Linked DNA regions of Homo sapiens: region 2 is linked to region 1. Evidence: read pairs that join two places in POLR2A ChIA-PET (ENCODE). Cell type or tissue: OCI-LY7. All regions are shown on one strand. Links, peaks and the distances in the headings refer to the core of each region. The heading gives the core; the rest is flanking DNA. Region 1 overlaps NPAT (nuclear protein, coactivator of histone transcription). Region 2 has its middle 9.9 kb from the start of DDX10.

Region 1 (5,388 bases), core at 60-5,059:
TTGTCAAAGCTATACAGTTTTGCAGATTGGCTTTACTTACATTTCTGCAAACGTTTTTCCCAAAATAAAAATATACCAAGTAAGTCTATTTACAAACTAGGAAGCTGTTTCAGAAACAGCATGATTTAGATATAAAGTGAAGTTTCAGTACAATGAAAGTGCAGGTCATGCTTTCAGATTCTGTCAATATCCCATTCCCTACACTCAGTTTAAGGGATATGAGTTTTTAACACCTACTGTTCTTATGTGTCCAGAATGTTTACTCATCATAATGCAATGATAACAAAAATTTGTCTACATCCATTCCTGCTGGAAATGAACTGGGAAGCTTCTTTTTCTGTTGAAAAAGAGAAAGAAAAAATAAACTCAAAACAAGGCCAAAATGCTTTCTTAGTAAGTCACCTAAAACAGTATATTGGGTTCTTTCACATACTACTAAAATTGTCAAACTTTTTTAGTCTATTAGAATTTTACTTCTATAGAGAAGTAGAGACAAGTTTTATAAACCCAAAGTTACTTAAATATACTTCAATGGCACCTGAATGTTAGTTTATGGCAAAAGACATGATACAAATCCAGAGTGTCTGAATGTTGAATGAGACAAGATAGAACATGCTTTCTATGTTAGGTGGTTATTACTGCTTAGAAAGCTTTACTAACAGATGTTTAGGGTTACAGGTACTTATCAGTTCCAAAACTTAATATACACTAGATACTTTATGTATACTACATTTAGACTTCACAACCTAAGATACCTGGTAATATCATGTCAAGTGATGAGGCTGAGACTCAGAAAGGCTACAGACTTAACCATGATCACAGGACCAATAAGCAGTAGATGCAGGATTCAAACCCAGACTTGTAGGGCAACAAAGCCTAAATTATTTCCCTGATACCATACTTCCTCTATGATATTTTAAGCACTTTCTTTCTATTCAATCCACTTACTAAACAGCTAACCAAATCGAAAATAAATGGATTTCATTTATCAATGCTATCCCTGCACTGCCTTCCTAGAGACAACCATGCTTAAATAAAAAACATAAGGCCAGGCGCAGTGGCTCATGCTTGTAATCCCAGCACTTTGGGAGGCCAAGGTGCGCAGATCACTTGAGCTCAGGACTTCAAGACCAGCCTGGGCAACATGGCAAAAGACTGTCTCTATAAAAAAAAAAAACCAGAAAAAATGACCAGGCGTGGTGGCTCATGCCTGTAATCCCAGCATTCTGGGAGTCCGAGGTGGGTGGATCACAAGGTCAGGAGTTCAAGACTAGCCTGGCCAACACGGTGAAACCCCATCTCTACTAAACATACAAAAATTAGCTGGGTGTGGTGGCAGACACCTGTAATCCCAGCTACTCAGGGGGCTGAGGCAGGGAATTGCTTGAACTCAGGAGGCGGAAGTTGCAGTGAGGCAAGATCACGCCACCGTACTCTAGTGGGTAACAGCGCAAGACTCTGTCTCAAAAAAAAAAAAAAAAGGAAAAAATATTAGCCAGATGCAGTGGCGCATGCCTGTAGTCCCAGCTACTTGGGAAGCTGAGGTAGGAGAATCACTTCAGCCTGGAAGGCGGAGGCTGCAGTGAGCCAAGATCGTACCATTGCACTCCAGCCTGGGCAACGAGAGTGAAACCCTCTCTCAAAAAAATGGAAAAACATACGTAAATTTGATTTTTCCACTGCTCTAATATGCTAACATTTTTAAGGGCCTATGGAAGAGATTACAAGACGTGGGGGAAAAAAAAAACTGAACATCTAAGAACAAAGTCATTTATTACTTGGTAGTTCTACACAATAGTGTTTAATATTGTTTCCCAATCTTTCATGACTATGTCACGCTCATGAAAAAACTTGAGTTCTACCAAGAAAGAAAGAAAAACTTTTTCTTTTCCCCCGGAAAGATGTTTATAAACAAATGCCTCAGCAGTTTTTCCTGAAAATGCTGTTTCACCTAGACACCTTGTGCGTACTACACTAACACTGCTGGACTGCTTTGTTGCCCTACAAGTCTGAGTTTGAATCCTGCATCTACTGCTTATTGGTCCTGTGATCATGGTTATGTATTTTGTCAATGAAAACTAAAAGCTGTCTTAGCCATAACGTTCAGTCAAGTTGTTGTGGCAAGAACTGCTGAATTCGCTAATCACTAAAGCGGAAAAAAAAGGTGTGGTTTTGAAATTAAAACTTTCAAACTTGCCTTAATTTTCTTCTTTTTCATTGGTATTGATGAATTTGTAAGATTTTTACTAGAAGGACGAGAGTTTCGCTCACGTTCATCTAATTCCTCAATTTTCCGCTTTTTTGTGGTGCTCCTTGAAGATGCTCTAAACTGTTGTGTGTTATCTTTCAGAGGAGTTGCTGAAGTAGTCCTAGAAATGGCTGCCCTGGAGAGAATCATTAATGTGTGGGCAGCCATATTTACACTGTTTTCACTTCCTGTTTCACTGGCAGGGCTGCAGGCAGGCAAGTCTGGGGTGACAGGAGGGACCATTACTTTTGATGTACTACTGTCTTCACTGAAACGCCTACTAGAGGGGGCCTTGATAATATCTATAGGTTCTTCTTTATGTTTTTCCCCTGCCCCTGAGCCAGGTGTCCGGGGCACAGGTAAATCACTACTATCAGCAAGCCTACTTACTGAGCTGTGCCTCTGTATATCCTGTAACATTTCTGTGGTAATCAAAGAACTGGCGGATTTAGTTTGTTCTTGTTTTAGATCCTTCACAGCTGTACCTACTGAAAGTACATTTTTATTGTTTGAAGATGTGCCTTGTTTTTTGGTCATTTCTTGCAGTGAAGCTATAGATTTCTCACTTCGCAAACCCCCATTTTGCTGCCCAATAGATAGTTTTGAATTTTCTGGATTTTTCTGTCTTTCTACATCGCTGCATAATTCATTCTCCTTATTAGCTGTTGCTTTATGGAAAGATTCAAGCACAATTTCTGTTGGTGAAACTTTCTTTTCTGATTGAGTTTCTCTTATGGTGGTATGCCGGCTAATGGCACTTTCCGATTTAGATAAAATCTTAGGCAGAGGAGGCTTCTCTTTCTCTCTTTTGATAGCATTATTAGAAGGGGGTTTTAAGGTGGAGGACACATTGGGTGAGTCAAGATTAGGAAAAGAGACTGCATTCCTTTCTTTGTTTTGGGACACCATCTTATGGTTTGGCCCCTGCGTATTTGCCACAGGAGCAGTAGTGCTGTCGAAACAGAGTACACGTCTGTGGCATGGTTTAGCAGCTGGAACTATACTCTCTTCTGGGAAGGGAACTGTGGTTTCTTCTGATTTTTTCCCAAGATCTGTGGCAATACTTTTGTCAGAAACTTCAGTTCTAAAACAAAACAAAACAAAACTATTTCTAGCAGCATAAAGAAATCCTTTATGTTTTAAATCTGAGCATTCAAACAATCTATGATAGAAACTACTTTATACTCACTTTTGTGCATGACATCCAACTGAATGACCTGACGAATCCACCAAATTATTTACTTGTTTTCCTGAAATTATAAATGAACATTCCTGAGAAAAAGAATATACTCCTCTGAAAGAGGATAGAACAGATGACAATTATCACATATCATGAGAAAAAATTTTAAATGGTAGCTAATGTACACACAAATAGAACACGTTGACAAAGCAGCTTTTAAAAAGCAGCTTTGAAATAAGTACAAGATGGCTATTTCCCCACTGCTACAGAGGAAATCCAGATATGGAATAAATGACATGCATCAACTTCAGGCAAATATTATGTTTGTCTGTTTTTCTGAGACAGAGTCATGCTCTATCACCCAGGCTGGAGCGCAGTGGCATGATCTCGGCTCACTGCAACCTCTGCCTCCTAGGTTCAAGCAATTCTCCTGCCTCAGCCTCCCGAGTAGCTGGGATTACAGGCGCCCCCAACCATGCTCAGCTAATTTTTTGTATTTTTAGTAGAGATGGGGTTTCGCCATGTTGGCCAGGCTAGTTTCAAACTCCTGGCCTCAAGTGATCTGCCCACCTGGGCCTCCCAAAAGGCTGGATTATAGGCGTGAACCACCGCGCCCGGTTCAGGCAAATATTATAAATCCAGTCTTTGGATCTACAAATTACAATGCTCAATATAGCACATAATGTACTACTTACATCCAGGTAGTCACTTAAAGAAAACAACAGATTATATCTATTTTAAAATTCTGTCCCGGTACCTATCATGTTTACAAGCCTATGTCACTCAGAGCACATGCTCTGGAGTTCTAATAGCCATATTTTAATTTCCACGAGCTTCAGCATTTATGTGGGAGAGCAGCAAGATATCAAAACTAGAAAGAAGAGCAAAGATGAGATTATGAAGAAACTTACATATTATGCAAAAGGTTTCAGAGGCAATCCTTTAAGAGATTTATTTATTTATTTATTTATTTATTTATTTATTTTTGAGACGGAGTCTCGCTCTATTGCCCAGGCTGGAGTGCAATGGCATGATCTTGGCTCACTGCAACCTCCACCTCCTGGGTTCAAGCAATTCTAGTGCCTCAGCCTCCCGAGTAGCTGGGATTACAGGTGCACGCTGCCACGCCTGGCTAATTTTTGTATTTTTAGTAGAGAAGGGGTTTCACTACGTCAGCCAGGCCAGTCTCAAAACTCTTGACCTCAGGTGATCTACCCTCCTCGGCTTCCCAAAGTGCTGGGATTACAGGAGTGAGCCACCATGCCCGGCCCCTTTAAGGGTGTTAAATAGGGAAGATGCATGAATAGGTTTATGTCTTTGGAAGATCTGGCAATAATGTGGAAGATGGAACTGAGAAGACAGAAAACTGGAAGTAGAAACTCTATGTAGATGGCTATATTCCAGGTAAGAGATGATGAGGGTCTGAGAGACAATAATGGGCATGTACATTTCCAAAAGTAAAGGAAAAAAATAAATTGTGACATTAACCAAGGGGAAAAACACTAGGCAGAAGAAGTCTTTGAGGAAGAGAGGTGAGAAATATGTAGTTTGAAGGCCTTGAGTTACACAAAATTAGCAAGGGTGGAGAATAGTTTAGTTATGGCTCCAGAAGCCACCATAGTATCAACAGTTATAGAGAAAGCAAAGTAAGGTAAGAATGGAAAAGTTTCAATGCATAATGCAATATTAGGAGGCCACTGGTGACTCTAGTGTAGACAGTTTCAGTAGATGCATGAGAAAAGACAGTAATTTGAATGAAGAAATGGAAGATTAAGAGAGGTTAAGAGATTAACATAAAAAGTCAGCAGGTGGGACAAACCTATGTTTATAGCCAGGGAGAGAAGCCAAACAGGAAAAGTTGAAACATATATAGAAGATAAGAAACTGGAGCACATGTAGACTGCATTAACCTTAGAAAGAATGAAGGACAGTTATTTCTTTAAGAAAGAAGGATGATTTT
Region 2 (5,388 bases), core at 67-5,066, 490 kb after region 1:
ACCAAGAAAGTAATCCCATTTACAACACCTACAAAGAATATACAATACCTAGGAAATAACTTAACCAAGGAAATGAAAGCTGTCTACAATGAAACTATAAAACATTGATGAGGCCCGGTGTGGTGGCTCATGCTTGTAATCCCAGCACTTTGGAAGGCTGAGGCAGGTGGATCACCTAAGGTCAGGAGTTCGAGACCAGCCTGGTCAACACGGTGAAGCCCCATCTCTACTAAAAATACAAAAAATTAGTGGTGGCGGGTGCATGTATTCCCAGCTACTTGGGAGTCTGAGGCAGGAGAATTGCTTGCACCTGGGAGGTGGAGGTTGCAGTGAGCTGAGATCATGCCATTGCACTCCAGCCTGGGTAACAGAGCGAGACTCTGTCTCAAAACAAAACAAAAAAACCCCACAAAAACAAAAGAAAACAAAATGATGAAATACAGAGGACTCAAAAAAATGAAAAGATATCCATGTTCATGGATCGGAAGAATTAATATTGTTAAAATATCCATACTACCCAAAGAAATCTAGACATTCAATGCAATCCCTATGAAAATATTAATGACATTCTTCACAGAAATAGAAAAAATAATCCTAAAACTCATATGGAACCATAAAAGACTCAGAATGGTCAAAGCAATCCTGAGCAAAATGAACAGAACTGGAGACATCACATTACCTGACTTCAGATTATACTACAAAGCTATAGTAACCAAAACAGCATAGTACTGGCATCAAAACAGACACATAGATCAATGGGACAGAATAGAGAACCCTGAAATAAATTCGTGCATTTACAGTGAACTCATTTCTGACAAAGATACCAAGAACATGCATCGGAGAAGGGACAGTCTCTTTAATAAATGGTTCTGGGAAAACTGGATATCCACAAGCAGAAAAATGAAACTAGACCCTGATCTCTTGCCATATACAAAAGCAAATCAAAGTGGATTCAAAACTTAAATGTAAGATCTGAAACTATGAAGCTACTAGAAGAAAATATTGGGTAAACACTTCAGGATATTGGTCTGGGCAAAGATTTTTTGAGTAAGACCTCAAAGACCAAAATACCTCAAAGACCACAGGCAACCAAAGCAAAAATGGACAGATGAGATCACATCAAGCTAAAAAGCTTCTGTACAGCAAAGAAAACAATCAACAAAATGAAGAGACAACCCATGGAATTGAAAAAATATTTGCAAATTACCCATTTGACAAGAGATTAATAATCAGAATATCTAAGGAGCTCAAATAACTCGACAGTAAATAATCAAATAATCTGATTGGAAAATGGGCAAAAGATCTGAACAGACATTTCTCTAAAGAAGACATATGAATGGCCAACAGGTATATGGGTGTATGAAAAATGCTCAATGTCATCGATCATCAGAGAAATGCAAATTTAAAACCACAATGTGATATCACCTCACCCAGTTAAGATGGCTTTTATCCAAAAGACAGGCAATAATGAATGCTGGCAAAGATGTGGAGAAAGGGGAACACTTAAACACTATTGGTGGGAATGTAGTACAGGCACTGTGGAGAACAGCAGGAGGTTCCTCAAAAAACAAAAATGGAGCTACCATATGATCCAGCAATCTCACTGCTGTGTGTGTATCTAAAAGAAAGGAAATCAGTATATCAAAGAGATATCTACACTTCTGTGTTTATTTGCAACACTATTCAAAATAACCAAGATATGGAATCAACTTAAGTGTCCATCAGTAGATGAACAGATAAAGAAAATGTGGTATATATACGCAAGTTGGGCAGACCCTAGAATCACAGCAGATTCAGAGAGACTCCAGGGATGCCTCGTGGTCAGAAAAAATTTATAGATTAAAAAAAGGGAAGTGACATACAGAAATCAGAAGTGAGGCACAGAAACAGCTGAATTGGTTATAGGTTGGCGTTTGCCTTATTTGAACACAGTTTGAACACTTAGGAGTCTATGAGTGGTTGAAGTATGGCCACTGGGATTGGCCAAGACTCAGCTATTGTTACAGGTGCATACTCCTAAATTAGATTTTCGATCTTGTCTGCCTATTAAACTAGGTTACAGTTTGTCCATAAGGACTCAAATATAGAAATACAGAGTCCTTCTCAGGCCATATTTAGTTTGCTTTAACACTATGTAAAACATAGAAATATATGGAAATTGTACATAGGTAGTGAACAATTAGATTCAAGGTTAACTTGAATAACTGAACTCAGTAAGGTTGGCCCCAGTACATGACAAACTGCTATTTATGAAGATACTAATTCTTTTTAGAACAGGAGAGTTGGAAGTCTTTCCATGATGAAATAAATCAAAATTATGTTTTGTGGTGCCACAAACTGGGAGAGAATACCAATGATATCAAGTATTAAGTCACATATGACCCTGGGCGTATCATTTAATCTTTCTTGCCTTCAGTTTTCTCATCCGGAAAATGAGTTGTGTGAGGTTTAGAAAGAATGTATGTAATGAAGTTAGAAATAGCACTTACTAGGTGCTCAATAAATATTAGCAATTACTTCCTGTTAATTAAAAAGAAGCGTTGGAAGAATGAATTAAAAATAGAATTTTGGGAGTACTGATTGTAAATAAAGCATGTCCTAGAAACTCAATGTTTTAATAAGACAGACAAACTTACCAGTACACCAAATTGCTGAGTGACTATAAAAACCCAGGCCAAATTCAGTCCACTCCCAAGGGAAAACTAGCACTTAATCCTACCCTGCCACCTGCTGGCCCATGATAGACCAAAAATAACTATCTGGAAGTTCCAATTTCTCACTAAGTGAAAATAGTGGCAGAAATTAAGTTTATCTCAGACAAGTGATTAGGGCATGAGTCTTCAAGTATTTTTACTAGTGAACCACAGTATGAGAATCCTTATGTGTGATAGCCACAGTAATTTTTATTGATAACATTGATGAGTTGAGATGGTTTTGTTAAGCGTCTTATTAATATCTATGGTTCAAATATGAATCAAGGGCAGGCAGGGTGCAGTGGCTCACACCTGTAATCCCAGAACTTTGGGAGGCTGAGGCAGGCAGATCGCCTGAGTCCAGGAGTTCGAGATCAGCCTGGGCAACATGGCAAAACTCTGTCTCAACTAAAAATATAAAAAAGTAGCCAGGCGTGGTGGCATGTGCCTGTGGTCCCAGCTACTCAGGGGACTGAGGCAGGAGGATGGCTTGAGCCCAGGAGTTCAAGGCTGCAGTGAGCCCTGATTGTTTCACTGCACTCCAGCCTGGGCGAGGCCCTATCTCAAACAACAACAACAACAACAAAAAAATCAACAGCATATGGAAACTTTATTTATTACTATTTTCCCTTTGTATGTTAATTTTCATAGTTTTATTATGGTTTAATTTTGGTGGTATTCAACTTGAACTGATTATAATCAGCTTCAATTATTATGATTAATTGTAATTTACTAGACCAGAGGTCCCTATGAAACAGAATTGCCTGGTTTCTGTTTCATACTTATAGAATAGGAATATTTTTGGCTAAAGCTCAGGAAGCACTATTTTTTAAAAGCTTTCTATGTGATTCTCGTGCAACTAACTTTGGAGGCCATCATGCTTGATTATAAATTTCTTGAGGCAAGGACAGTTTTTTTCTTCATTTTTGTATTCTTGAGGCTTAAGAATGTCTAGTACAAGACAATTAGATAAATAAAGGAAAAAAGTTATACATAAATGAATGAACAAACACATGCATAGACAAACTAATTGATTCATGACTCCTGGGTAGTTAGCAACACAACAGTTGTGGCAAGCTTAAACCTCGTGGCCTTTTAATTTATGTGTACTAGCCAATTAGGTAAATATATTTTTGTTGTTTAAAGGTTTGACAGGATGCATTCTGGAATCAAGGTGGCTGCATGCTGGCCCCGCCAAGTTTTAGAGGATATGAGTAAAAGGAGATGGAACCAACCAAAGCTGCAACTTCAAAAATTGTATAGAGGTGTTGTATCCTAACAATGACTTCAGACTGATTATATTAATAAGGTATAAGGAAACAAAGGTAATTTCACTATTTGAATAAACATATATCTTGTTGTATTAATTTCTTTTCCAACTTAAAAAAAGTCAAATATACAGTTGAATTGATTTACAAATAGTTATTTGCCATTTTTACGTAACAAGAGGACATGGATGGGTTCACCTTTTAGCATCTTTAGGCCAAGTTATTCTGATCTTGTGGACTCTCTTAAAATTAAACAGTATTTAACTTTATTGGCAATGTAGAAAGGCAGTTACAATGCAGAGAGCAGACAAACTTAAACAAAGAACTGGCTGGGTGCGGTGGCTCACACCTGTAATCCCAACACTTTGGGAGGCTGAGGTGGGCAGATCATGTGAGGTCAGTAGATCCAGGCCAGCTTGGCCAACATGGTGAAATCTGTCTCTACTAAAAATAGAAAAATTAGCTGGGCCTGGTGGTGGGTGCCTGTAGTCCCAGCTACTTGGGAGGCTGAGACGGGAGAATTGCTTGAACCTGGGAAGCGGAGGTTGCAGTGAGCTGAGATCGCACCACTTCACTCCAGCCTGGGCGACAGAGCAAGACTCAATCTCAAAAACAAAAAAACAAAAGCAAAAAACTATTACTGAAGAGGTCCACTGTGTGCCTGGGAGAATTGACCCATAAACAATTAACTCTAAAACATAATTTAGTAAAATGATTTGATTTACTAAAAAAGGGAGAAAAAATAATCTGATTTTTCATTCAAAACAATTAAGGTCATTATGAAAGAAAGAAAATTAGATTGGCATCAGACAGCTTGGCAACAACACACTAAACAAGACAACAGTGGAACAACCCTTTAAAAGAAACTCAAGGGAAAAAAGTGAAAACTAAAAACTTTACAACTTGAGGCTATTGAAAAACAATTTAAAGCATGCAGGACCTCAGCGAATATTGCACCTGTAAGTTCCTTGGAACCAAGAGGTGATGTGGAAAACTTTGGCAGTTGAAGAATGAGCATTAAATGTAATTTTAGATCTAAGTCTAAACAAAGTGGAGTAAGCATGGAAGAATAAAGCATAAATGCAATATGCTCTGACAATGCAAATGAAAGAGAAAATAAACTCATGGATTTCCATAGTGATAATAAATGGAAATCAAGGGGTATCACTGACTCAAGGAAAAAGGAGTATAAGAGCATCATATAAAGGACTTATTATATAGGCAACTACTACACACAGTGTTCTAAAAACAAAAATAAAAAATATCAAGATGACCAAAGAAAACAGATAATATAGGAAAATAACACATCATATATATTTTACAAAATTTTATACAAATTACTATGACAGAACTGAGACCAAATGTATCACCCATAACAATTAATTTAAGTGGACTCAAATTATCTACAAATTTAAAGAAATGTTTTC

The links. Peaks named below come from ENCODE experiments on the same cell type or tissue, not always from the same donor. Only the 100,000 strongest peaks of a DNase experiment are listed, where the experiment ranks them.
Region 2: POLR2A ChIA-PET joins it to region 1 with 6 read pairs; 3 of 35 experiments call an interaction of 5 or more read pairs at or near these places.

What each region holds. Positions count from the first base shown.
Region 1 is chr11:108,158,683-108,164,070 of GRCh38, forward strand. NPAT (nuclear protein, coactivator of histone transcription) reads right to left here. Exons shown (of 18, transcript NM_002519.3): 16 at 3,438-3,498; 17 at 2,198-3,332; 18 at 1-337. The coding sequence ends at 260. Among named protein-coding and RNA genes, the nearest start is that of ACAT1, 40 kb to the left of the region's middle. In OCI-LY7, for the core only: a CTCF peak has its summit at 2,563; a DNase peak (open chromatin) is centred at 2,489; H3K4me3 peaks cover 2,136 bases; H3K27ac peaks cover 3,536 bases.
Region 2 is chr11:108,652,473-108,657,860 of GRCh38, forward strand. No RefSeq gene overlaps it. Among named protein-coding and RNA genes, the nearest start is that of DDX10, 9.9 kb to the right of the region's middle. In OCI-LY7, for the core only: CTCF peaks have their summits at 2,746 (motif pointing left) and 2,953; a DNase peak (open chromatin) is centred at 2,709; H3K27ac peaks cover 633 bases.